Regions from separate parts of the Homo sapiens genome. Here region 1 is linked to region 2. A link is a loop called in an ENCODE intact Hi-C map of the cell type or tissue named here. Cell type or tissue: gastrocnemius medialis. All regions are shown on one strand.

What was found. Hi-C counts contacts between places; a loop is a spot of excess contacts. Peaks named below come from ENCODE experiments on the same cell type or tissue, not always from the same donor. Only the 100,000 strongest peaks of a DNase experiment are listed, where the experiment ranks them.
Region 1: a loop joins it to region 2, with 2.5 times the contacts of the local background. A loop is called at or near these places in 4 of 110 quality-filtered maps.

Annotation. Positions count from the first base shown.
Region 1 is chr9:34,990,739-34,998,738 of GRCh38, reverse strand. It overlaps DNAJB5 (DnaJ heat shock protein family (Hsp40) member B5), which reads right to left. Exons shown (of 5, transcript NM_001349723.3): 2 at 7,927-8,000; 3 at 5,295-5,539; 4 at 1,873-2,474; 5 at 311-1,713. The coding sequence ends at 1,480. Among named protein-coding and RNA genes, the nearest start is that of DNAJB5, 5.0 kb to the right of the region's middle. RefSeq lists enhancers at 3,230-4,159, 5,090-6,019, 5,993-6,287, 6,950-7,879, 7,880-8,000. In gastrocnemius medialis, CTCF peaks have their summits at 4,125, 6,611 and 6,863; DNase peaks (open chromatin) are centred at 3,278, 4,698, 6,028, 6,778 and 8 weaker places; H3K4me3 peaks cover 5,733 bases; H3K27ac peaks cover 8,000 bases.
Region 2 is chr9:35,810,910-35,818,909 of GRCh38, reverse strand. It overlaps SPAG8 (sperm associated antigen 8), which reads left to right and starts at 6,648. Exons shown (of 7, transcript NM_001039592.2): 1 at 6,648-6,806; 2 at 6,909-7,728; 3 at 7,853-8,000. The coding sequence starts at 6,763. It overlaps HINT2 (histidine triad nucleotide binding protein 2), which reads left to right and starts at 3,868. Exons shown (of 5, transcript NM_032593.3): 1 at 3,868-4,011; 2 at 5,126-5,266; 3 at 5,361-5,465; 4 at 5,572-5,644; 5 at 5,765-5,950. The coding sequence starts at 3,931. The coding sequence ends at 5,856. It overlaps FAM221B (family with sequence similarity 221 member B), which reads left to right. Exons shown (of 7, transcript NM_001012446.4): 6 at 1-20; 7 at 404-2,519. The coding sequence ends at 441. RefSeq lists silencers at 3,226-3,405, 3,736-4,055 and enhancers at 3,496-3,675, 6,830-6,879, 6,574-7,130. In gastrocnemius medialis, CTCF peaks have their summits at 4,077, 4,280 (motif pointing left) and 5,268; DNase peaks (open chromatin) are centred at 3,449, 3,769, 4,348 and 6,679; H3K4me3 peaks cover 3,192 bases; H3K27ac peaks cover 4,644 bases.

The DNA.
Region 1 (8,000 bases), 820 kb after region 2:
CAAGAAGAGAAAATCTGTTTTCATGCTAGCACATCTGAAGACAATGGTCTCTGTCTCTCATGAGCAGGGATATTTTTCCTTCCCAAATAGATGTTTCTTCTAATAGCTGAGTGGTACTTTCTGTCTGTGCTGTGTTTGAAGTATAAGTTTTAGAAATCCCAGGAGGCTTCGAGGAAGGCAGAGGTCAGCTTCAGCTTATACTGAGGGCCTGCTTGGGCTTCTCAAAGGTGACCAGAGCCCGGGAGGGAGGATGACAGTGGCCCTCCTCAGCCACCCCCATCCCAGGTTTGTTGCTCCTGCTCAGATGCCATATTTTTAAAATACTTTATTTTTTACATAATACTGTCATTACAAAAAAATACAAAAAAACTACTATAAAAACATTCGGGGGTTGTCAAAGTGAGAAAACCTAAAGACCCCACCCCAGGATCTGGCTGAAGCAGTCTTCCCCCAGCTTCTTCACTATGACCTTTATACAACTATGGGGGTGGGGTGGGATCACACAGGCATAAAAGGGCTGGAAATTCCCCACACAGCCTCCAAGGGTAAGAAATGAGTAGCTTCACATATCACAAAAGTGGGATTTGGAAGTTTGGGGGTGGCTAGGCCCTGAGTTCAGAGGTGTGGGGAAAAACCTGTGACCCTGAATCTCTTGGTGGGGAATAGCTGCCACCTGACCCCAAAGCCCTTTCCCTTCCTGATGAAGGCTGGTAGATGGGCCCTGTCCCCCACCTCTTAGCCTTAATACCTCAGGCCCCATTCCCTGCCCTCCACCCTTGAACACTCCTGAGAGCAGCAGGGAGGACAGAACCTCCAGCTCTGCAGGTGTAGGCAGGGCAGCTGTTACGGAGGCTGCTGAGGAGCTCACCCCCCTGCTCCAGATGAAAAGTGTCTCGTGCTCAAGTCCCTGTTCACAGGTTGTGAACTTTCCCTTCTTATCCTCTCTCCTTTCTCCCAGAGAGGCACAGACAGCTCTAGGTGAGTGCTTCTTGTGCATGAATATGTGTGCCATTACCTTGGACACTGTGGACCTGGGGGTGGGGCTGAGAAAGCAATGTCCTTTCTAGTCTTTTCCACCCCCAACAGCAGGAAGCCAAAGGGAAGGGAGGGGACTGGTATTAGCAAAGCTGAGGGGAGGAGGACATGCTATGTACAGGCATGGATAAGGAATCTCTACATATCTTCAAGTAGCACTCAGGTCACTCTCCAGCCACTGCAGTGGAAACTGGATTGAAAGCTAGTGACATGAACATTGACCCCTGGCCTGGGCTAGCTCTCCCCACCTCCCTCCCACTCCCCCCAGGCAGCCCAGCTCTAAAAGGGGTCAGGGACAGGAACATTTTCCTGAAAACCAGTGGCTTTTTTTTGCATTTTAGAAAAAGTTGCCAGTGTCCAGTGGACATCAAGCTGGGTGCACATTGAGTGGAGTGAGTGTTGGGGGTATTGCTGTGGTAGGCTCTGGACTGGCTGGGGCAGAGCCTAGGAACAGGGTAGGTGCTGCTTAAGGATCTGTCTTGTCTGTGGTGTTAATCTGTCTGGGAAGCGAACTTTGAACTCAACAATGAGGTCTCCTCGCTGAGTTGGCACTTTGGGGAAGGGAAGGCCCTCCCCACGGAGTCTCTTCACGGTGCCTGGCTTGATGACATCATTGCAGGGCAAAGGGATCACTCGGCCGTCGATAGTGGGAATGTTCACAGTGCAGCCACACAGCGCCTGGGAAAGACGAAGCAGAAAGTGAGGAAAAGGTGGGGTAAGGTGAGTGGGAAGGAAGGAAATAGACTGAGGTGGGGAAAGAATGTGCCAGCTGGCGGGAAGAGAGGGAATGTCCCCACCATCTCCCCAGCACACACACACAGCCTGACTAGGCCCCACCTCCTTGAGGCTGATCAGGGCACTGTAGAGCACGTTGGTGCCATCTCGGCGGAAGTGTGCATGGGGCTTGTCTTTGAGCACAAAGACGATGTCAGCAGGGATGTTGTCAGGTGTGGCGTCGCCTTCTTTGGGGAAGGTGATCTTGGTGCCTTCCTTCCAGCCACGCTTGATGACTATGTGCAGGATCTTGTCCTCGGTGCGCACAGTTCGCCCATCAGGGTTGAGGCGACGCCTTGTGATCTTCATGCGCTTGGTGGAGCCATGGTAGATCTCCTCCAGGGACACCCGCAGCTCGTGCACCACTGGGGGGTCCTGCACCTTGCGCCGAGGGTACAGTGGTTCTGGGGCTCGCCTTGGACCCCTACTCAGCCCATTGAAGCCAAAACGGCCGAAAGCGCCAAATGGGTCCTCATCTTCATCCACATCCATGTCATCTGGGTCAAAGCCACTGAAGGGCCGAGTGGAGCGGCTGCTGGCAAAGAAGATATCGAAGGGGTTGGAGCCACCAAAGAAGGAGGCAAAGGTGGCATGGGGGTCCCCATGAAAGGTGTAGTGAAAGGAGCCACTGGAGCCACCTGATGTGCCACCGCCGGTCTTCAGGCCTAGAGGGGAGGAGAAGTTAGGGGCAGTGTGGCTTATTCTGGCCCCAATCCCAGTGTCTTCCCCCTGCCCTCTAGCTCCCAGTTCACAGGCTTAAAGAAAGAAGCAACCTTTAAATCCCACAGAGAGGGCCAGGCTAATAGAGTAAGAAAGGCTTCTGGCAAGATTATCTTCCATTCCTAATTATATATTTAATAACGATGCACAACTTGAGATTCAAAGAGGCTTGCTTACCCAATAGGTGGAAAAGCCAGGACTAGAGGACTTAGAGGATGTGACTTCCAGTCCTGTAATCTTTTCCACATACTCATGGTCCAAAGATGTCTCAAAAAGCCTTGAATGACTAGCCTGGTGTCACATTACAAGTGATACTTGGTTCCCAAATCTTTGCTTATCTCCAAAGACATATAGGACAAGGGGCCATCAGACAGGATGTGACCACAGAGGGGGCTGGTAAGTGAACAGTCGCAAATAGGCTAGGGATCCAACCCGGGAGGAAGACCACTTTCACTCTGCTTCTAGCAGTGTTTCCTCTTTCCCTGGCCCCTGCTCAAACGGGAAATCAGGAAGCCTTAAAAAGTGGGAAAGCTCATTAGCTTGGAGATGAAGAGCTATTTTTCTAGAAAAAGTTTTTAAATGCTTTGTTCCCACACTCTGCTCGGTGTTACACAACTTTAGGGAGTGTCATTCACACATTGTACAGACATAGACTACAATGGGAATGGAGCTCCCTGGAGTTATACAACAGCAAACGCCATACCCCACACCTAATGTTGAGCAACCAAAATGCATGAATGGGCTGGCACATGGCAGTGGTGACCTTAGCTGCTCTCTCTGTCAGGTCCTGTCTAAGGGGCTCAGATTCCTGGAGGCAGCCTTCATGCACAGGAGGGGGTGCTGGCAGTAGTGGGGGATGTGGGGAGACGGTTCACACTGAGAACTGCTCCGGAATACAGAGACTATGGGTGGGGTCCAGGCTAGGAAAGAGACCCTTCTCTTTGAGGCCATTTATCTAGAATTTCAACTGATCATGGAGATCTGAGCCTAAATTAGCCTCTTATTTCCTGGGACCACAAGGGCAGATTTGAGTTTCACTAGAGAGGCCAAGTGGCAGACGGTTCAGGGACTTGTGGCAGCTGCCTCTTCACCCCTCCCCCAAGACCTAGGATCTCTCCTTTCCTTCTATCGAGGGGCTGATTATCAAGCGAGTTCAAGCAGCCTGGCAGAGCTCAGTGAGAGAGGGAGGGAGGCTGGACTGATGATGATGGGAAGGGGTAATTCTCTCTATAGGGATTTCTATTCTTCCACTACCACCCCCTTTTCAAGCTGGGAGCAACTTGTCCCTAGCTGGAGCTGCACACAGAGTCTGTGTGTATAACTGCTCTATAATAAATGGCTGCTGGGGATTGGGCAGGGTGGACAGAAATATAACCAACATTTCTAAGCTGCTTCTCCCTCCCCAGGCCATGGAGGTCCCCTTAAGGCCATGCCGCATCCTCAGGGGCCTTCCTGGGATGGGGTTCTGCATCAGAACCTGGTGTCTGGACCCCTTCACTTAGGCAGAAGGGGTGAAGTATCTCAAGGGAGCTCTCCCAGCTCCTGCCTTCTTTCTAAACAAAGGTGAGGCTGAATGGAGGAATGGGTGCAATTCCAAGACAGGTCACATGGTGGCATGGTGTCTGCACTGCTTCCCTCTTTTCCACTCCTATCCCTCCCATCCCTCCATGCCAGAGAGAAAAATGTCTTAGCTGAAAGAATACTGGGGGTTCCAGCCGGTATCTGGTGAATCTGGGAGTTGGCACGTCTAGGAGGTAGGCAGGAAGAATGGAAGGAACCGGCAGCATGGAGAATAGGAAAAGGGAGTTGGGAGGATGAGGGTTCACAGAGGGGCATGGAACACAAGGCCAGGAGGAGGGGAAGAAAATAACCTTCTTATCTACATATGATTAGCCCATTTAGTTTTGAGGATAGAAAGGGGAGGGTGAAGAGGAGGAGAATGTGAAAGAAAGGTGGATTCTGTTGGGGAGGAAGGACAGTTCTTCCCAGGAAGGAGAGTCCTCAGCGTGACAATGTCTCTTAATATAGCCTGACAGGTGCCTGTGGCTGGCGGGTGGCAGGCAGCCCTGAGGGGCAGGCCCAGAATTAGCAGCTACATCATGGCCGTGGGATGTGCTGGGAGGGGCCTCCCTCTCAGAGGCTTTATTTGGGCCTTTCCTGCCTCCCACCCCATGGCCACCAGCTACCCCAGGGAAGGGGGAAGATGCCAGCAGCAGTTCCCCGTCCACCCTTGGATCCCTGCCACTTCCTCTGGGAGGCAAAGCTCCACCTCTGTTCTGCTGGCCAGAAGCAGGCAGGGCCGGGGGAGAGAAGGGGAAAACCATTTCTGCTCAGAGCTCTGGTAGTTAATTCCCAGGCTGCTTAAGGGCCAGACTTTTATGCTGATGAATGTAAATGCTCTGTCCTCAGAGAGCCACACACTCCCTCTCCCCAACCTTCCTCATCAGCCAATGAAGCAGCGGAGACTTCAGGCAGGACTAATAAGGCTGGGAAGGAAAGAAGGGCGGGGAAGGCCTCTGGCTCTTGCTTCAGACCTCTCTAAGGCCTGAACCCGAGGAGGGAGGGGGCAGAGAGAGGCGGGGAGAACTAGGGTGAGCTGAGCTGGGTAGTGGGTGGGCTTCTCTCTTCTCTGGGTGACAGTGCTGGAAACCCTTGCTGCCCTCACCCCCTCCACAGCCTCCAGTTCCCCGCTACACAAACTGGTGCACCTGGGACCCCTACCAAGCGGAGGGGTCCGGGATTGGGCTGGAGTGCTGCCCTCTTACCTTCCTCCCCATACTGGTCATACAGGCCCCGTTTCTTGGGGTCACTTAGCACATCATAGGCCTCTGCAATCTCCTTAAACTTCTCCTCAGCGTTGGGTTCTTTATTCTTGTCTGGGTGGTACTTCAAGGCCATCTTCCGGTAGGCTTTCTTGATCTCATCCTCGTTGGCCCCCGATGGGATCCCAAGAATCTTGTAATAATCTTTTCCCATCACAGCCACTGGACCAGCACTGGTCTCCTTGTTTCTGAAAGAAACCCAGGGCCAAGACTTGATGCCTTCTCTTCTGCCCCAGCCCTGTTCCTGATGATCTTGCAATCCCTAAATGACTCCCTGGGTAACCTTCAGCAGGTCATGCCTGTTCTGTGGGCCTGCGTCCCCCCATCTGTAAAATGAAAGGTTTGGACTAGATGATCTCTTCTGGCTCTGACATTCTAGAATTCTGTGATTCCGTCCTCACCTCCTGGGTTTTCCCAGCAGGAAGCTGAAGGTTGTGGCCCACTCTTGGGGCTAGGCTGAGGCCCTGGTCCTTGGGCCAGACTGAGGACCCCTGAGAGGCCCTGCTGAGCGAGGTGGCACCATGGACTGAGCGACCCACACACAGGAGCTGGCGAAGGTCAGTGTAACGGGTGAGGTCACCTGAGCATCGTGGTCTCCTACGCCACGCCTCAGGCATGGTGCCCAGGCTGAGGGCAGCTGGGGCAGTGGCCCAGGACCGGGAACAGGCCTGGGTCTTCCGCCAGCTGTCCTGGCCAGCCAGACTGAGTCAGGGAATGGGTGTCTGGAGTCCTGTCTGCCATCGGAGACCCCAGGCCTCCCCGCCCCCACCCCTCTGACGATGCTAAGCCTCACGTGTGACTCAGATCACAGGGTGACTCACAGCCTTTGGAAACTGCTGTTTCCAACTCCCTCATTAGCAGGGGGGGCGACACTATCCTTCCCCCAACCAGGGCAACAGTTCCCTTTACTCATTTGCCAGCGTCTACACACAAAACTGTGAGGGCTGTGCCGCCTAAGCACCAGTGTGAGTGAACAAAAGCATCCTGGGGACAGGACTTTTTCAACCCCAGCTGTTAGGAGACAATTGGGCACTAACCAACCACCATTTCCTTAATACCTCTCCTAGCCTCACCCTACGCCCCCAGTCCACCCTGTGGTTTAGGATCCGGCCCATCATCAGACCCATATTCCTCTGAGTCCCTTTTAAGGTGGGTGCAGGAGCATTTGTTATAAGAGAAACGTACAACCCGAATTCTTCCATTCCAGTCTCCCTCTATCGGTGTGTCTGTGGTGGATATCAGGGGAAGGGGGACTTTCCTGTAGCTAGAGCTCTCTGGGGGATGGCCAGAAGCCATTCTCAGCCCTTCTGAGACTTGGCCAACCCCTGCCAAAGCCAGGAGAACCAGAGTCTTTCTAGCAATGTCCTAGGCTGGCAGCCACAGCTGAGACCTGCCTTTCTGCCTCTGACTGCTTCACAGCAGGGAGGTGTACAGGGTGTCCTTCCAGGAGTGAGGCCTGTAACCGGGTAAGGGGGAGGCGCCCAAGGCCCTAGGTGGGCAGGGACAATGGCCCTCACTGCTGCCCCCACAGGCCCTGCTGCAGGTGGCTGGGTTGACTCATGGTTCTGGGAGTCACCTTTCTCTGACGAAGAAAAGGCTCCACAAAGGCGGGTACTCCCCCATTGCCCCCCACCAGCATGTCACGTCTGTGGGGGAGATGGGGTGGGGGGTGGGGTTGGGAGAGGCAGAGAAGAAAGAGCACCTCGTTGGGGGGGGGGGCAACCGTTTTCGGAAATGGCAGCAAAAGCCGTCTGAGAGGGAGCGGGGGGGGGTGGTCTGCCATTTCTGCCTCAACCCACACCTTCTTTCCCCTGGGACTGGGAAAGAACCCTAGCACACCAAGAGGGTGCCCCTAGAGAACGAGAGCAGCTTCCAGGCAGAGGGCCAGTGGAACGGCTCACCAACCACCCACCTCCTTTTGGTGTCCCTGCATTACCTCCACACCCGGCCAGCTTCCTCCCTGGTACCCACCTGCTAGCTGCTCTAGGCCCATACATCTCTTGCCTCCGCAGACACAGGGCAAGCTCTTTCAGGATCTGCCTCCTTTTTCTCTTTCTGCTTTCCTCCCTCCTTCCCTTCCCCCCTACCCACAGGCCACGTGTTGGAATGACAAAGGAGCCCCATGGCATGGCACTGCCTTTGATGGAGAAGAATGAGGAGGATGTTAAGGTAGAGGCAGGAAGGAAAAATGGGGAGAAAATGGCGAGGGGGACTGTTGAGGTACAGGGAGGGGAGATGGCTGATACAGAAAATGAGGTACTGATGGAGGGGGATGAGTGACAGATGGAAATGGCTGAGGTGGAAAATGGGTTAATGATGGGTTGAAAGGGAGGAATGTGGAGAGTTGAAATAATGGAGGAAATGTCTGTGGAAAATGGATACCTGAAGGGTTTGAGAAAAGGAATGATAAGGGGTGCAATTCATTCAAATATGTGGGTGAGGCCGGAGGGGGGTTCCTGTATGTCACAGAGGGGATGAGGATGAGTTGGAGGAAGCAGGAAGGCAATGGAGGGGATGGCCGCGTGGAGGGTTTGACTGGGTATGGGTGTGAGTGCCCTTCTCCGGAGGGACTTACCGAAACTTTACAAACCCATTCAGCGTCCACGCTCGAAGTTTTAAGGGCTCCAGCTGAATTTTAAACATCAAGCT
Region 2 (8,000 bases):
ACGAGGAGGAAGGCCTCGCGGTGAGGCAGAAACCTGGGACAGGGGGCCATTCCAGGGTCTGTAGTCAGAAGGCCAGGCAGGAAGGCACTCCCATCCTCAACCATCCCTTCCAGGACTAGCGCGCTCCCTCAGCCCACCTCCCCACCACCCACCTACCTGCATCCCACATCTGCACTGGTTTTCACCCCCAGGAGCAGACTATGTACCTTTTGCAGAGATGGCTGTGCTCCGAGAAGCCATCCTCAGCAACTCTGACTTCTAGGCCCTGCAGATACAGGGGCCCTCTGGCCTTCCCAGCTCCCACCCTAGTCCCCCGGGGCTCCCTGGTTCACACGGTCTCCAGCCTGGCCTCCCTTCTGACCCCCATACCTGACCCTTTCACCTCTGCTCTTTCTTCCTCCAGGGACAGACACTGTCAGCAACTGGCACAGGCCTTTGTGAGTCTGGCCCAGATCAGCAATAAAAGAGGAGTCATTGGAACCTGACTTGGCTCTATATGGGGCAGGTAGATCCCAGCCCAGGGAGAGACTGCCTAATAACTTAGAGTTGACACCTATTAGACACAGGAGAAAGCCTGGATCTGGCCATCTGCCTCCATCACACTCACATTCAAGCTGCCTGTTGAAGGAAAGTGGCTTCAAGGAAGTCAAGAAGGGAGGAAGTTTCAAGAAGGATAGAGTGGGAAGTGATGTTAGATGCAGTTGGGGCACCAATAAGATAAAGACTGAAAAGTGTCCATTGGGTTTTGCAATTAGAAGATCTTTGGGAACATCGGAGAGTGCAGTTTCACACTGGTGCAGTGGAGGCAGGAGTCAAACAGCAGTGAGTTTCAAGGAGTCTCTTAAAGAAGCTTGGATGAAAAGTACAAAAGTAAAGTCAGACAATATCCAGAGGGAGTTGTGGAGTCAAGGAAGTACTTTTGTAGGAAGGAAAAGGGGAAGAGGCCAGTAGACTAAAGGACCTTGAAGGACCCAGAAGAGAGAGAAGAGATGCCTGGTGAGACAAGATCCCAGAGATGGAGGAAAGGGATGAGGTCAAAGCAGAGGTGAAGGGATTTTCTCTGGACAGGAGAAACACCACTTCCTATGACCAAGACGAAGGAAGAGGATGGAGCCTTCCTAGAGTTTCAGGGAACAAGAACCTGTGGAAGTTCCCCTCTGATGGCTTCTATATGCCCTGTGAAGTAGGAGATAAGGCCAATGGCTGGGGTCCAGGGGAAGAGGGATAAGAGTAGGGAGCAGGAGACAAGAAGAGAAAGGGGAAGGTTTGGGAAGGCTAATGTAGGGAACTGGAGAAAAACCTCATCAGTGGGTAGTTCAGGATTCGGGCACAGTTGGAAGTGAGAACCTAGTTAGAGAAGCAGAGAATCCAAATATTTAATGGGTTGATGATGTGAGGGTGTCAGGGAGGAAGATCAGGAAAACTAAGCAAAAGAAGGCATGAGGATGTGAAGGGAGCATACAGCACCAATAGGGAAAGAAAGTGATGCCAGGAGGCAAATGACAGATTGAAAAAGGGAGCAGTCAAAGGAAGAGAAGTCTCTAATGAGGTACAGTAGCAGACGTAGGGGCAGGGGTTGGAGTACAAGAGACAGTGTTCAGAGGCTGCAGAGCATAACATCTTTCAGATGAGGGCAAGTGAAGGTGATAAGTGCTTGAAGTAGAGAAAACTGTGGGCCAAGGATCAAAATCAGTGAATGTGGGAAGTCACAAGGGAGTCCATAGGTTCTTATGGGAGTAGGAGATTCCAGCACTAATGGGCTCTGTGAACCCAGGCAAGTCACTGTCCCTCTTTAGGCTGAGTTTCTGGACCTGTAAAACAGGAATAACCTCTGTGTTGCCTACTTTCTATGAGAACCAAAGAAATAACTAATTTCAAAGTGCTTTGTATCCACCTATCCTCCAGACTGGCTTCCTTCCTCTTCCTAGATCCCAGATCCACTTATCTCTCGCCCTTCTCCAGGGCAACTCTAGGGTCTCCCAGTGTCCCAGAGGCACCACAGAGAACTGCAGCCTCTGGGGCCCAGAGAAGAGGCCATTCTACATTTCCTCACAATTAGGGGGGCCATCTGTTCCTCCAAGGGAAGGAATGCAATCTGGACTGCTAGGATCCCTGGGGAAAATCACAGAATCAAATGTCTGCCCTTTAGAGGAGAAAGGATTTTCTAACAATAATATAGCTATACAAAAGAGATTGTTATATCTCTAGAAGCAAAGTTCCCCAACAGTGGTTATATGCCCCATGATAACCATTCACCTAAAACTAATTCAACTAATAGTCAACAATAGAGTTAGGATTACTATGATAAACTCATTGAAGGAAATAATAAGCAGCCAATACAAACTATATTTACGTAGACTGTAAAAATATGAAAAATTGATTACACATGGGTTAGTATCATATGCAATACATATTACATATTATGAAAAAAAGACAGGAAACACCAAATGTTATTCATTCAACAATTACTGACCACCTATATGTATCAGGTCATGTGTTTAAAAAAAAAAAAAAGAAAAAAAGAAAAACCAAAGAAACAGTGGTAACTTGTCCTATGTGATATCAGACTAAAACTTACCTAGCGTCTGAGAATATTAGTATTTTGTGACCCCACGTTTCTTATGTCAAAAATATATATTCCAGCAGTGCAAACCTGACTTATTGGTGCCTCATACCTGTAATCCCAGCACCTTGGGAGGCCGAGGCAGGAGGATCACGAGGTCAGGAGATCGAGACCATCCTGGCTAACACGGTGAAACCCCGTCTCTAATAAAAATACAAAAAATTAGCCGGGCGTGGTGGCGGGTGCCTGTAGTCCCAGCTACTCGGGAGGCTGAGGCAGGAGAATGGCGTGAACTCGGGAGGCGGAGCTTGCAGTGAGCCGAGATCGCGCCACTGCACTCCAGCCTGGGCGACAGAGCGAGACTCCGTCTCAAAAAAAAAAAAAAAGAAAAAAGAAAAAAAGAAAAAAAAAGAAAACACCAGGCACCGAGCTAACTGTATCACACACCTTTTCCGATTAGAAAAGAACAATGAATACATACTCCTTTGCTTATTATAATTCTTGTGCGGCAAATATAGGACACTCTTATCTCCTCCTGCTCAAAAAAAAAAAATGCAAAAACCACAGACTTTTTAATCTATGGAGTGAATGCGTTAACAAGAACATAGAATTAAGGAAGAATTTCCCTTAGATAAGTACATTAAAATCTCCAAAATGCTCAAGGGACTGAAACTGCCCTTGTGGAGAAAATGCTGCGCATCAGCCCCGCCAGTTAAAACAAACAAACAAACACAAAAAAACACACCTCATCCCCGTTCACCTTTAGCCCCACCCCGGGTGGTTCTTGGAGCCAATAAGCGCCGGATGCCCTCAGAGCCCCGCCCTCCTCCTGGCCAAAGCGGTGAGAGGGTCTAAAACAGCCCTTTCTGCAGCAGGTGGCGGAGCCCCGCCCCCTTCTCCCCGCGCACCAATAGGAACCAGACCTGAAGAGGACGAACCAAGAACGAAAAGAACCACCCACTCGGGAGCCGCAACCTAGAAGCCAGAGTTGTGTATCAGATTCAACTAGGAGAAAATCCCACCTCCAGGCTCCATTAATCCTTCCAATGGAGTGGAAGTTTCTCTCACAGAGAAACTAGTAAGGGGATCCAATGGGAAAAGAACGTTCACACGGACTAGAAGACGAAACCAATGGAATGGAAAATTGTCCTCGCGTTGGTAGAAGCAGCCAATGAGATGAAAAGAGCCCGCCTCCAAAGTGGCTGCAGAGGCAATGGGGTGAATCGTGCTCAGAGGCGCGCTCCAATGGGGTAGCAGGGCTCGCCCGGCCGCCACTACCCCGCTTCCCCGCGCCCGGAGTCCCCACCCACGGCCGGCCGCGGAGCCGAGTGCTGACCCGGGTGAGAGGTTCCCGCGGCTCAGGGAAGATGGCGGCAGCCGTGGTGCTGGCTGCTGGGTTGCGCGCGGCGCGCAGAGCCGTGGCGGCCACGGGGGTGCGCGGGGGGCAGGTGAGAAGTGGCGCGGGAGCGAGTAGGGGGTCCTGCGGGCTCCGAAGCCATCCGGGGCCAGGGGGTCCCGAAGGCGCGCAGAGCCGCGCAGAGCTCCTGCCTGTGGCCTCTGCCCCTCCGAGGCACAAGCTCCGGGGCTGTGTGGTGAGGTCGAACTGGTGGCTCCGGAGAACGAGCTGGTGCTGATTCCCGCCCTGCGCAGGCCGGGGCGCCGAGGTCGGGACAGGGTCAGTGCAGCGGCTGCCGCCTTCTTTCCACTGCCTGCAGCCCAGCTGGCCCGATGCCCCCTGCAGGAAATGAGCTTTCTCTTCTTGGAGCCAGTGCTCTGCCCTCCTCAGGCTTCTGGCCTCCTAATGAGCACTAGTGTTAACCTCTCTTCTGCACTTGCCAGAAGCGGCTCGGAGGTCAGAGAATTCATTCCGTCCCGTTCTCCCCCAACGTGATGCAATGACATCAGCCTTCTCTGAATCCCTTACCCGAAGTTCCCTGGGGCTAGGGGAGCAGAGGTCACTTAGCTGAACTCTTACCTCCACTCATTCAAGGGACAAGAGTTAAAATTCACAGAGTCACATGTGACACCCAGATGAGGGGTCAACTAGTGTCAAACAGGGCGATTGCATTAAAACTTAAATAAAACAGGCGACAAGGCTTAAAGATCAGAAAACAAGTAACGGAAATAAGTGGAAATGTACTAACAAGGTGAGAGTGGAAAGAGATTCAAGCCATCGCAAGAGATTATGGAAACCATCCCTTTATTTTATATTAGAAGCTGAGAGAAGGAATTTATCTGAGGTAATTCAGTGGTATGGTAAGGTAGGAACTGAGACCAAAATCCCCAGTCTCTCATTCTAGATCCTTTCCCTAAACAGTGCTATATTTCGTGGACACATGAGCAGGAATCAATTGCACTGCTGAATCCTGATAATAATACCGCCTGTTATCTAACCAGGTCCAGCACCTTCTGGCCCTACCCTTTGCTGCTGGTGCTCTGAAATTCAGGAACTTTCCTCCTGGGTGGGAACGATGAATAGGTTATTAGAAGGACGAAATTAACAACTATCAGAGCCCAGCTTCTGCCAGCTCCCTCCTTTGAATATGGTCGATCCACCTTCAGGTCCGAGGAGCTGCAGGTGTGACTGATGGGAATGAAGTGGCCAAGGCCCAGCAGGCAACTCCTGGGGGAGCAGCCCCAACCATCTTCTCCCGGATCCTGGACAAGAGCCTCCCAGCTGACATTCTCTATGAGGACCAGCAGGTGGGGTGCTCTTAGGACCTATCCCCTTAGGAATGTTGTAGATACCATCCAACCTGTTGAAGTAACGTGGCCTCTGGCCTGTCACTTCCCCCAGTGTCTTGTGTTCCGTGATGTGGCCCCTCAGGCTCCTGTGCACTTCCTGGTCATTCCTAAGAAGCCCATTCCTCGGATTAGCCAGGCTGAAGAAGAAGACCAGCAGGTGGGAAGAACAGGGCCAGGGTTTGGCTGGGAGGAGCCCCTGGACCCAGCTAGAGGTCTTGCTCCCTATGAATGAAGCCACCTATGTCCCTCCGCTCTCTCTATAGCTTCTAGGACACCTACTCCTTGTGGCCAAGCAGACAGCAAAGGCTGAGGGCCTGGGAGATGGATACCGACTTGGTGAGTGACTTTTGGCCCTTGGTCCCTCACCTATGAATTCTCATTCCTACTTCTCAATATGATCTTCATTCTTCGACCTCTGCCATGATCCTGACTCCCTAACCCCAAGCTCAATTTCAGTGATCAACGATGGGAAGCTGGGTGCACAATCTGTGTATCATCTGCACATTCATGTACTTGGGGGCCGGCAGCTCCAGTGGCCTCCAGGTTGAACCTGCCAACTGATTAAAGGACACCAGACTCTGGATGCTTGGATGGAAAGGGAAAAATGGACCCTGTGATGCTAATAAAACTGTTCTCCCTTAATTATGCTCTCCTGTCTTTAATATAAAATTTTATACCACAAAGGGGAAAGAAAACTGATTCAGGGCTATGATGCCCCTTGACTGGTCTGAGTGAAAGACACTGAGGAGGTCCAACCTGTGGTTAAATGTTGCCTGCAGATATGTAAGTCTTCTTGACAAGTGGTCCACCCTAGGTCAAGCTTCTAGAAAAGTAACAGTAGGAATGAGCCTAAATGAGTAGGAAGAAACTGAAAGCCAATCCTGGCCCTTCTTCAGAGGTCAAACCAGGTTCTAAGGGCGCTTAGGAGGAGGGTGGTCAATATGAGGGTCTTTTATTAGAGGAGGAGTAATCACACCCAAACAAAAGCGGCTGCCTTTTCACTATTCTACGTCTCACCATTTTGCTCAAGCTAGTTTGTTTATTTTCATCCTTAACATTTGTTAAAGACCCCACTCACTTTTGAGAATGAACTAAGCAAACTAAGGGGAAGCTACTTGCCTCTCAGCAAACACCAAGTAGGCTGTAATCTAATGCCACAACCCTGTGCCTGTTTCCAACATATCCCCATAAAGCATCATCTTAGAAAACCGCACGCAAAGACTGTTTGGACGTGGAGGGCGAGGTCTTAAGCCAGCGGAACCCTAAAACCCCGTCTGAGGCGGAATGCCGCCGGGACCGGAAAGCGGACCTCCCTAACAGCACTAGGCTGAAGACTTCCGCCCCGCAGAGGACTTGCCTCCACCGCCACCTGCAAGTCCGCCCAGCTGTACTTCTGCGCAGGCTCCAGGAGTTGTTTGCTGTCTCTATGGCAACCCAGTAGCTGGAGTCTGAAGATGGAGACCAACGAGTCTACGGAGGGATCGCGGTCGCGGTCGCGGTGAGAGCCGCAGCTCTGGCTGCAGGCATAAGGGGACGAGGAAGGTCAGCTGACTTCCTCTGCTGCGCTTTTGACAGCCATGTCGTGTTTGCTTTCTTTCAGATCTTTAGACATACAGCCCAGCTCCGAAGGACTGGGGCCCACTTCGGAACCGTTTCCTTCTTCAGATGACAGTCCCAGGTCGGCCCTGGCAGCTGCAACCGCAGCAGCTGCAGCGGCTGCATCAGCTGCTGCAGCTACTGCAGCCTTCACCACTGCCAAAGCAGCTGCATTATCTACAAAGACCCCAGCGCCCTGTTCTGAGTTCATGGAGCCGTCCTCTGACCCCAGCCTTCTTGGGGAGCCCTGTGCGGGACCCGGCTTTACCCACAATATAGCCCATGGGAGTCTTGGCTTTGAGCCCGTCTATGTTTCCTGTATTGCTCAGGACACTTGCACTACAACTGACCATAGTTCTAATCCTGGCCCTGTTCCAGGCTCTAGCTCTGGGCCTGTTCTTGGTTCCAGCTCAGGTGCTGGCCATGGCTCTGGCTCTGGCTCTGGTCCTGGCTGTGGCTCTGTCCCTGGCTCTGGCTCTGGTCCTGGTCCTGGCTCTGGTCCTGGCTCTGGTCCTGGTCATGGCTCTGGCTCTCATCCTGGTCCTGCCTCTGGGCCTGGTCCAGACACTGGCCCTGACTCTGAGCTCAGCCCCTGTATTCCTCCAGGGTTCAGAAACCTGGTGGCAGATCGGGTCCCTAACTATACCTCCTGGAGTCAGCACTGCCCCTGGGAGCCCCAGAAACAACCACCTTGGGAATTTTTGCAAGTCTTAGAACCGGGTGCCCGAGGACTATGGAAACCCCCAGACATTAAAGGGAAGCTTATGGTTTGCTATGAAACTTTGCCGCGGGGCCAGTGCCTCCTCTACAACTGGGAGGAAGAGGTATTAAAGTTTTGGCCTGCTCCCTTTTCTTGAAGGCTGCCCTCAGTTTCTTAGGGGAGGCAGTAGTTTACATGAGGGTGGGTACCAGAAGGGATATTATAGTCATTCAACTTGGGATCCACAGAGAGCCACCAACCACCTGGATCAAGTCCCAAGCATGCAGGATGGCTCTGAGAGTTTTTTCTTCCGACACGGACACCGGGGACTGCTGACTATGCAACTAAAGTCACCCATGCCCTCCAGCACCACCCAGAAAGACTCGTACCAGCCAC